2 separate regions of the Homo sapiens genome follow, and region 1 is linked to region 2. A link is an interaction called in ENCODE POLR2A ChIA-PET data of the cell type or tissue named here. Cell type or tissue: HCT116. All regions are shown on one strand.

Evidence for each region. ChIA-PET counts read pairs that join two places held together with the same protein. Peaks named below come from ENCODE experiments on the same cell type or tissue, not always from the same donor. Only the 100,000 strongest peaks of a DNase experiment are listed, where the experiment ranks them.
Region 1: POLR2A ChIA-PET joins it to region 2 with 5 read pairs; 5 of 35 experiments call an interaction of 5 or more read pairs at or near these places.

Annotation. Positions count from the first base shown.
Region 1 is chr9:97,645,135-97,649,134 of GRCh38, forward strand. NCBP1 (nuclear cap binding protein subunit 1) reads left to right here. Exons shown (of 23, transcript NM_002486.5): 5 at 1-90; 6 at 477-598; 7 at 2,358-2,427; 8 at 2,874-3,089. Among named protein-coding and RNA genes, the nearest start is that of NCBP1, 13 kb to the left of the region's middle. In HCT116, no CTCF peak of the experiment used is centred here; no DNase peak of the experiment used is centred here.
Region 2 is chr9:97,541,494-97,545,493 of GRCh38, forward strand. All of the region lies in intron 2 of TMOD1 (tropomodulin 1), which reads left to right. Among named protein-coding and RNA genes, the nearest start is that of TMOD1-AS1, 27 kb to the left of the region's middle. In HCT116, no CTCF peak of the experiment used is centred here; a DNase peak (open chromatin) is centred at 2,248.

The DNA of each region.
Region 1 (4,000 bases), 100 kb after region 2:
CTTGTGAATTGTCATGTGATTGCCGCCCCATCAATGGTTGCTATGTTTGAAAATTTTGTAAGCGTAACTCAGGAAGAAGATGTACCTCAGGTAAGAGAACCCCTCATGCTGAATCTTGAGGGGTTCTTGAGGGGTTACTGAATCCTGGTACTTCCATATAGTACCAGGAATTTTTCGCTGATAACCCATTAGCAATAAAGAAAAAAATAACAGCAGACTATCACACTTTAAGTTCTTACTATCTAAAAATTAAGCTGACTGGCACACTGGTGGGTTCTCATAATATCTGTATGTTGATTTAAATGATGCTGTCTAGTAAGATTAGAACTAATATATCTAGAAATGCTCTGTATAAACCAGATGTCTTATTTAAGTCCTATTAAATAGCTTCCATAGGATTTCATTCAAGAATAAATAAAATATGAATGAATATAATTAAAGCATATTTTAAACTTAACTTTTTAAAAATCCTTTAGGTGCGACGAGATTGGTATGTGTATGCATTTCTGTCATCTTTGCCCTGGGTTGGAAAGGAGTTGTACGAAAAGAAAGATGCAGAGATGGACCGCATCTTTGCCAACACTGAAAGCTATCTTAAGTAAGGGCACAGCTCATAGTACTCTTTGTTGCTTAGGTAAAGGATATCTTATATCAGTGATACCATTTGAGTTTCTCAAAAATAAGCTGTAGAGTTCCTGAAGGTATTTTCTAGGTAATCCTGTTCTCCTGCTGTTTTAACTCACTGAGACCTCAAAGTAGTCAGATATGGTTTGCTTACTTTTGCCAGTGCAAAGGACAGTTGGCAATATAGCTTCTTTTAAGCTGCTTTTATATGTTTGTTTATAAAAGACATAAAACACCCTAGTGCAATAGTTCCTCAAATATTAGTGTGGATAAGAATTACCTGTGGTACTTAAAATACTCAGACCCCAACCCCCAGACCTGATAAATTATACAATTTGAGAGAGAGGTTTGGACATCTGTATTATTAACACATTTCACAAGTGGAGAACCACTGTCCTAGCACATACAGTATATTTAGTTCATGTAAATTAATCTTAAATCAAGCTCTTAAAACAGTGGTCCTTAACCCTCCATCCAGCCAGTACTTCTTAAGTAATATGACACATTTCAATTAAAATAGTCACATGTCTTCCCATTACTCATCTCTCCTAAGCCAATGTAAAAGCTTGGTTTATATTGTTAGATACAATAATAATAAATAGGTCTTTTTAGTAAATTTATGCTTAACTATCCAGCAACATGGTAATGGTTATGTGGCCCTTAGGTTTTTACAGATTGATTTTGTTGTTAAGTTTCATTTTCTCTTTTTTAAGTGCTTTTTTTGGATAACTGTTAATAGCTACTTAGTTGGTTATTAAGTAAAGTTAAAAGAAGCTTAAAAAATAAGAATCTTTTGGCCGGGCGCAGTGGCTCACGCCTGTAATCCCAGCACTTTAGGAGGCCAAGGCAGGTGGATCACCCGAGGTCAGGAGTTTGAGACCAGCCTGGCCAACATGGTGAAAACCCATCTCTACTAAAAAATACAAAAATTAGCCGAGCGTGGTGGTGGGTGCCTGTAATCCCAGCTACTCGGGAGGCTGAGGCAGGAGAATTGCTTGAACCCAGGAGACGGAGGTTGCAGTGAGCCGACATGGTGCCGCCACTGCACTCCAGCCTGGGCAACAGAGTGAGACTCCGTCTCAAAAAAAAAAAAAAAAAAAAAAAGAATCGTGTGTGTGTGTATACATATCCTTTCTCTTTTTTATTCAAATGATAGCCCAATATACACACTGTTCTTCACTTGGCTTTTTTTTTTTTTCTTACTATAACTTGGATTTGTTGCATAAAAATACTTAACTCTACTTCATTCTTTTTAACAGTTGTAGGGTATTTCACTTTTTAATGTACCATGATTTCCGTAGTCTCCTGTTGGTGGACGTTTAGGTTATTTTCAATCTTTTGCTCTTATAAACAATGTTTCAGTGAATATCTTTGTGTATATGTTTTTATGTACATGTGCAAATATATTTATGGGGGATATAAATTTTTAGAAATGGCATTGCCGAGTTGAGGGTTCTAAACAATTTTGATAGATTTAGTCAAATTACCTTCCAAAGAGATTATACTTTCCCAAAGAGATTATATCAGTTAACCTCTTTGTCAACAATGTTTGAGACTGAATCTTGACCTGCATCTTGATGATACACAGTACATTATCAAAACAGTTGATATCTGCCACTCCAGTAGGTAAAATGTTATTTCATTGCTTTAATTTGCATTTTAATAACTGTGAGGGTGACTGAGCATCTCTTGTTTTTAAAAGCCTAAATGTAGATTTTCATTTTTATCTTTAGAAGACGCCAAAAGACTCATGTACCCATGTTACAGGTATGGACTGCTGATAAACCACATCCACAAGAAGAGGTAAATGGATTTCAGTCCCTTGTGATACAAACACAGTCAGCTCTTGAATAGATTCTTATCTCTGTAAGATACTCAGACCATTCCATTTTACCCTTTGACTGTGTTTCTACATTTCATGATAGTTCCTTCTCATAGCTCAAGGTGTATGGTAGGTCTTTAATAGATGATAGAATGTAATTGAAATATTCCCTTGTTCTTTGGAATGCCAGCTATTACAGAGTTGACATATATTTATTTAAATGCTTAATTTGAAAAATGTCAAAACAGACAGTTCCAAACAGGTAGACTTTGTAAGTAAAATAAAAACAAAAACTTAGCACCTTTTTTTGTACCATCTTACAAGTTAGCTTACTTTTGTATCCTGTATTTTAAAGGGTAGTGATTTTTTCATTTTGTCTAGTCAAAATGTTAATTATATTAATGATTAAAAATTAATCTGTCTTTAGTATTTAGATTGCCTGTGGGCCCAGATTCAGAAATTGAAAAAGGATCGCTGGCAGGAACGGCACATCCTAAGACCTTATCTTGCCTTTGACAGCATCCTGTGTGAAGCACTGCAGCACAATCTGCCTCCTTTTACACCACCTCCTCACACTGAAGATTCAGTGTACCCAATGCCAAGGGTCATCTTCAGAATGTTTGATTACACAGATGATCCCGAGGTAAGTGACCGACTAAAAGTCCTAGATATTGACCTGTGTTGCATTGTGCTTGTGGGTTAATCCCGCTTGAATTATGCCTGTGGTATGTTTTAATTTTGAGTTGTTTTTATCTAAGAAGGTCAGTAGCAATGAAGTTAACTTTTTAATTCAGTGAATGATATCACCTCATTATGCAAGAAATTATATTTGGCATGTGTAAATAGATTACAGAGACGTGCACAGTTTGCAGGCTAAGAGTGTGGGTTTTGGGTTTTTAGAGCTACGTTGGTTTGTGTTTTAATCTTGGTTTAGCCAAATACTAGCTGTGTTAATTTGGGAAGGTTATTTACCTCCCTGTGCTTTCATTTCCTGAAGGTAATAATAATAGTATACATCTCATAATAGTAGTATATATCTCATGTTATGAGGATTAAATTATTCACATGTAAAATGCATAGAACAAGAACAGTGTCTGTCACATGATGAATGCTCAGTCATTCTGGCAATTTTTCTTTCTTATTTTTTTCTTTTCGAAATGGGGTCTTACTTTGTTGCCCAGGCTGCAGGTGAGATCTAAGCTCACTGCAACCTCTGCCTCCTGTGCTCAAGCGATCCTTCCACTTCAGCCTCCTGAGTAGCTGGGACCACAGGCATGTGTCACCTAGCCTGGCAAATTTTTTGTAGAGTTGAGATTTCGCCATGTTGCCCTGGTTGGTCTCAAACTCCTGGGCTCAAGCAATTCGTCCGCTTCGTTTTCCCAAAGTGTTGGGCTTACAGGCATGAGCCACTGCACCTGTCCATAATTATACTTAATAAGGTTATTTCTCAGTAAAAGTACCTAGTTTTAGGTATGGTCCCTCTCTAGGCAACACAGCCTGTCTTGTGATTATTCATATTGTATGATTATTTGAAAACAAATGTTGGAAGTATTT
Region 2 (4,000 bases):
ACCATTTTTATTTTTTATTTTTTATTTTTTATTTTTTTTTTTGAGACAGTCTCACTCTGTTGATCAGGCTGGAGTCTAGCGGCGTGATCTCAGCTCACTGCAACCTCTGCCTCCTGAGTTCAAACAAATTTCATGTCTCAGCCTCCTGAGTAGCTGGGATTACAGGCATGCACCACCACGCCCGGCTAATTTTTGTATTTTTAGTGGAGACAGGGTTTCACCATGTTGGCCAGGCTGGTCTCAAACTCCTGACCTCAGGTGACCCACCCACCTTGGCCTCCCAAAGTGCTGGGATTACAGGTGTGAGTCACCACGCCTGGCCCATTTTTAAATTGGGTTATTTGTCATATATTATTGAGTTGTAAGAGATTTTTATGTATTCTAGATATGAAACTCTTATGAGATACATGATTTACAAATATTTCCTCCCAATCTGTGGTTTGTCTTCTCACTAGTGTCCTTCGCAGCACAAATGTTTTTAATTTTAATGAAGTCCAAGTAATCTACTTTTTTATTTTGTTGCTTATTGCTTTGATATCTTATCTAAGAAACCATTGCCTAATCCAGAATCAGAAGGATTTATGCCTATGTTTTCTTCCAAATGTTTTATAGTGTAGTTCTTATATCTAGGTCTTTGATTCACTTTGAGTTTTTATATATAATGGGAGATCACATGCTGTTTTTGAAAACGAGTTAAAGTGGTAAACAATCAGGAGTTTAAAAATATGCATCTATCTTTGGTTTTACTGACAATCATGTGATATTTTGTTAAACATACCATTTAATAGAAAGAAAACAAACTTTAACCTCTAATGAGGCTGATATTCTCAATATTTACTTTAAAAATGTGATAAGCTTAGAGTTATTAGAAAAGGCCTTTGACATTTTTGTTTTTACAAATCAACTGCTTTCAATAAAGACTTGAATAAATGAAGCCATATTTTTATGTTATGTAAATAATATTTTTGAAATACATTAAAAAATCTGTATTATATAACATGTTATAATTATATGGCTTTTTGTTTAATGCAGTGGCTCTCAATCAGGGGCAATTTTGCCCCTCAAAGGAAATTTGGTGGCTGGGCATGGAGGCTAATGCCTATAATTCCAGCACTTTGGGAGGCCGAGGCTGGTGGATCACCTGAGGTCAGGAGTTCAAGACCAGCCTGACCAACATGGTGAAACCCCGCCTCTACTAGAAATACAAAAATTAGCCGGGCATGGTGGTGGGCATCTGTAGTCCCAGCTACTGGGGAGGCTGAGACAGAATTGCTTGAACCCGGGAGGCAGAAGTTGCAGTGAGCCGAGATCACGCCACTGCACTCCAGCCTGGGCAACAAAGTGAGACTCCATCTCAAAAAAAAAAAAAAAAAAGGAAGAAAATAAAAGAAATGTGGCAATGTTTGGAGACATTTTTGGTTGTCACAACTGGGGGCAGTGCTACTAGCATCTAGGAGATAGAGAGCAGAAAGGCTGCTAAACAATCTCCAGTGGGTAGAGTGGCCTCCACAACAAGGAAGTGTCCAGCCCAGAATGTCAGTTGTGCTGAGGTTGAGAAACTCTGCTTTAACTAAATCCGTGGCCTCTACCAGATAGATTCGAAAAGAGATGAGAGTTTGCAAACCCTTCTCCCCTCAGTTACAACCCCTGAATTTCTTCTATCGCAATACTTAGCCTTTCTGGGGCCAGAACATGCCCCAGCATCTTACTGCCATTAAAACCCTTTATGGTAATGAAAATCTGTAGGCCTTCCCTGTGGGGATCCTTAAGAAGCATGAGCACTTGCTTTCACTGCTTAATTCATTTTATAATTGTGTGTTTTAGTTTTTTGAATTTATATTTGGATAATACATTCCCTGTTAAACATACATATTTGGGTAACCAATCTCCTATTAACATATATTCTACCTGATTATATAACAATAGAAGGGATCATAAGTAATAATTTTTGACCGTTTACTATGTTAGGCACTGTGCTGAGCACATTTTCTGCATTATCTAGTTTAATTTTCTCAACCACTCTATGAGAGAGCAACTCTCATTATTCACATTTTACAGCCATGGAAACTGAGGCACAATGAGATTTAGGGGACTTGCCCAAGATTGTGTAGTTGTATCATTATTACTCCAAGTCAGGGCTTAAGCCTGATGTAGGGTCAACTGTGAAGTGCAGGCATGTCACAAAGACTTTGGATTATTCATTATGGGTAGTCACACATTGATGTTTGCAGGGCAGTGAGGTATTGTCTCACTCTCTTGCATCACCATAAGCTCCCTGCTGTGGAAGAGAAGGCGTGGGCACACACAGCTAGCTACAGGAAGTCCCATCAAACCTGGGACATGCCCACAGAAGCATGGCTCACCTGGGAGCATCACCTGTCCTGCCTATCATGGTGGACAATATCTGAGAACTGCTGCTTAAGGAAAAGTGGGATGTGTGGAGCATCACTTATGTTCCTGATGCCCCCCACCCCAAAGTCAGTCAGGCCTTGATTTTCTACCTACTGTCCTCTCATAAAAAGCTCCAACTCCCAGTGTCTCTTTTGATCTGTGGCCTAAATCTCTCTGCAAGTACACCAGCACCACCTGCCAAGCCCATTATCTGTCTGTCCGGGCTCTGTGCTGGGTGGGCCCTGCTCACTTACAGCCCTCCCAGAGGCAGGATCACACCCCGGTCTCCTGATCTTACAGCCACTACTCTTACTGAAACAGCACTGTGGTGTTATGCATAGTACACCTTTTAAAAAATGATGCATTAGTTAGGCCAGATGTGGTGGTTCATGCCTGTAATCCCAGGGCTTAGGAAGGCCGAGGTGGGTGGATCATGAGGTCAGGAGTTCAAGACCAGCCTAGCCAATATGGTGAAACCCTGTCTTTACTAAAAATACAAAAATTAGCCAGGTGTGGTGGCATGCGCCTGTAGTCCCAGCTACTCGGGAGGCTGAGGCAGAAGAATTGCTTGAACCCGGGAGGTGGAGGTTGCATTGAGCCGAGATCACACCACTGCACTCCAGCCTTGGTGACAGAGAAAGACTCTGTCTCAAAAAAAAAAAGTAAAAAAAATTAAAAAGATTCCTTAAACAGTAGTATTCCCTCCCAAGCTGTATCCCTCTATGTGCCAGGCATACAGTGATCTTCATATCCCTGATAACAGTCCCCTCACAGAGGCAGCTTTCAGAAAAGGATATGGAGTTTGTGACAGTGACTGAAGATATGCATTTTAATGGTACAAAGATTGAAAGTGGGGCTGGGAACGGTAATCCCAGCACTTTGGGAGGCCAAGGCAGGCAGATCACTTGAGTTTGGGAGTTCGAGATCAGCCTGGCCAATATGGTGAAACACTGTCTCTATTAAAAATACAAAAAATTAGCCGGGCGTGGTGTCAGGCACCTGTAATCCCAGCCACTCAGGAGGCTGAGGCAGGAGAATCGCTTGAACCTGGGAGGCAGAGGTTGCAGTGAGCCGAGATTGCGCCACTGCATTCCAGCCTGGGTGCAACAGAGCGAGAGTCCATCTCAAAAAAAAAAAAAAAAAGGTTGGAGGTGGAATGACTCTTCAGTTTAGTCAGTTTGAGGGTGCATATCTTTTGGGTGATGTTCTGCCCATACCAGCCACCCATGTATTCCTCTAGCTCTGCAAATGCAGGGAACAGGGAGCACACAACGATTAGAAATGGTCATCCTCCTCTCGTAAATCTGAAGAAGAACGCTGGTTTTTGTTCTAGATCTGTCCTGAAATTCCTTGGGCAAATCTTTCCTTGCTCTGTGCCTCAGTTCCCCTAATGGGAGAGTGTGTGCACTGATGATCTCTAAGCATCCTTGCAGCTATAAACTTCTTTGACTCCCTAAGGTACTGGGGGCTGAGTTAAAGTGAAGCCCATGAGGATAACTCCAATCCCCCCAATAGGAATCTGCTTTAGCAGTAAGCCCACACCTAGAAGCCTGCTTATGTTTGAAGAAGAGAAGGGAACAATTGGTTGATGTTATGTTTCTTGAGATAC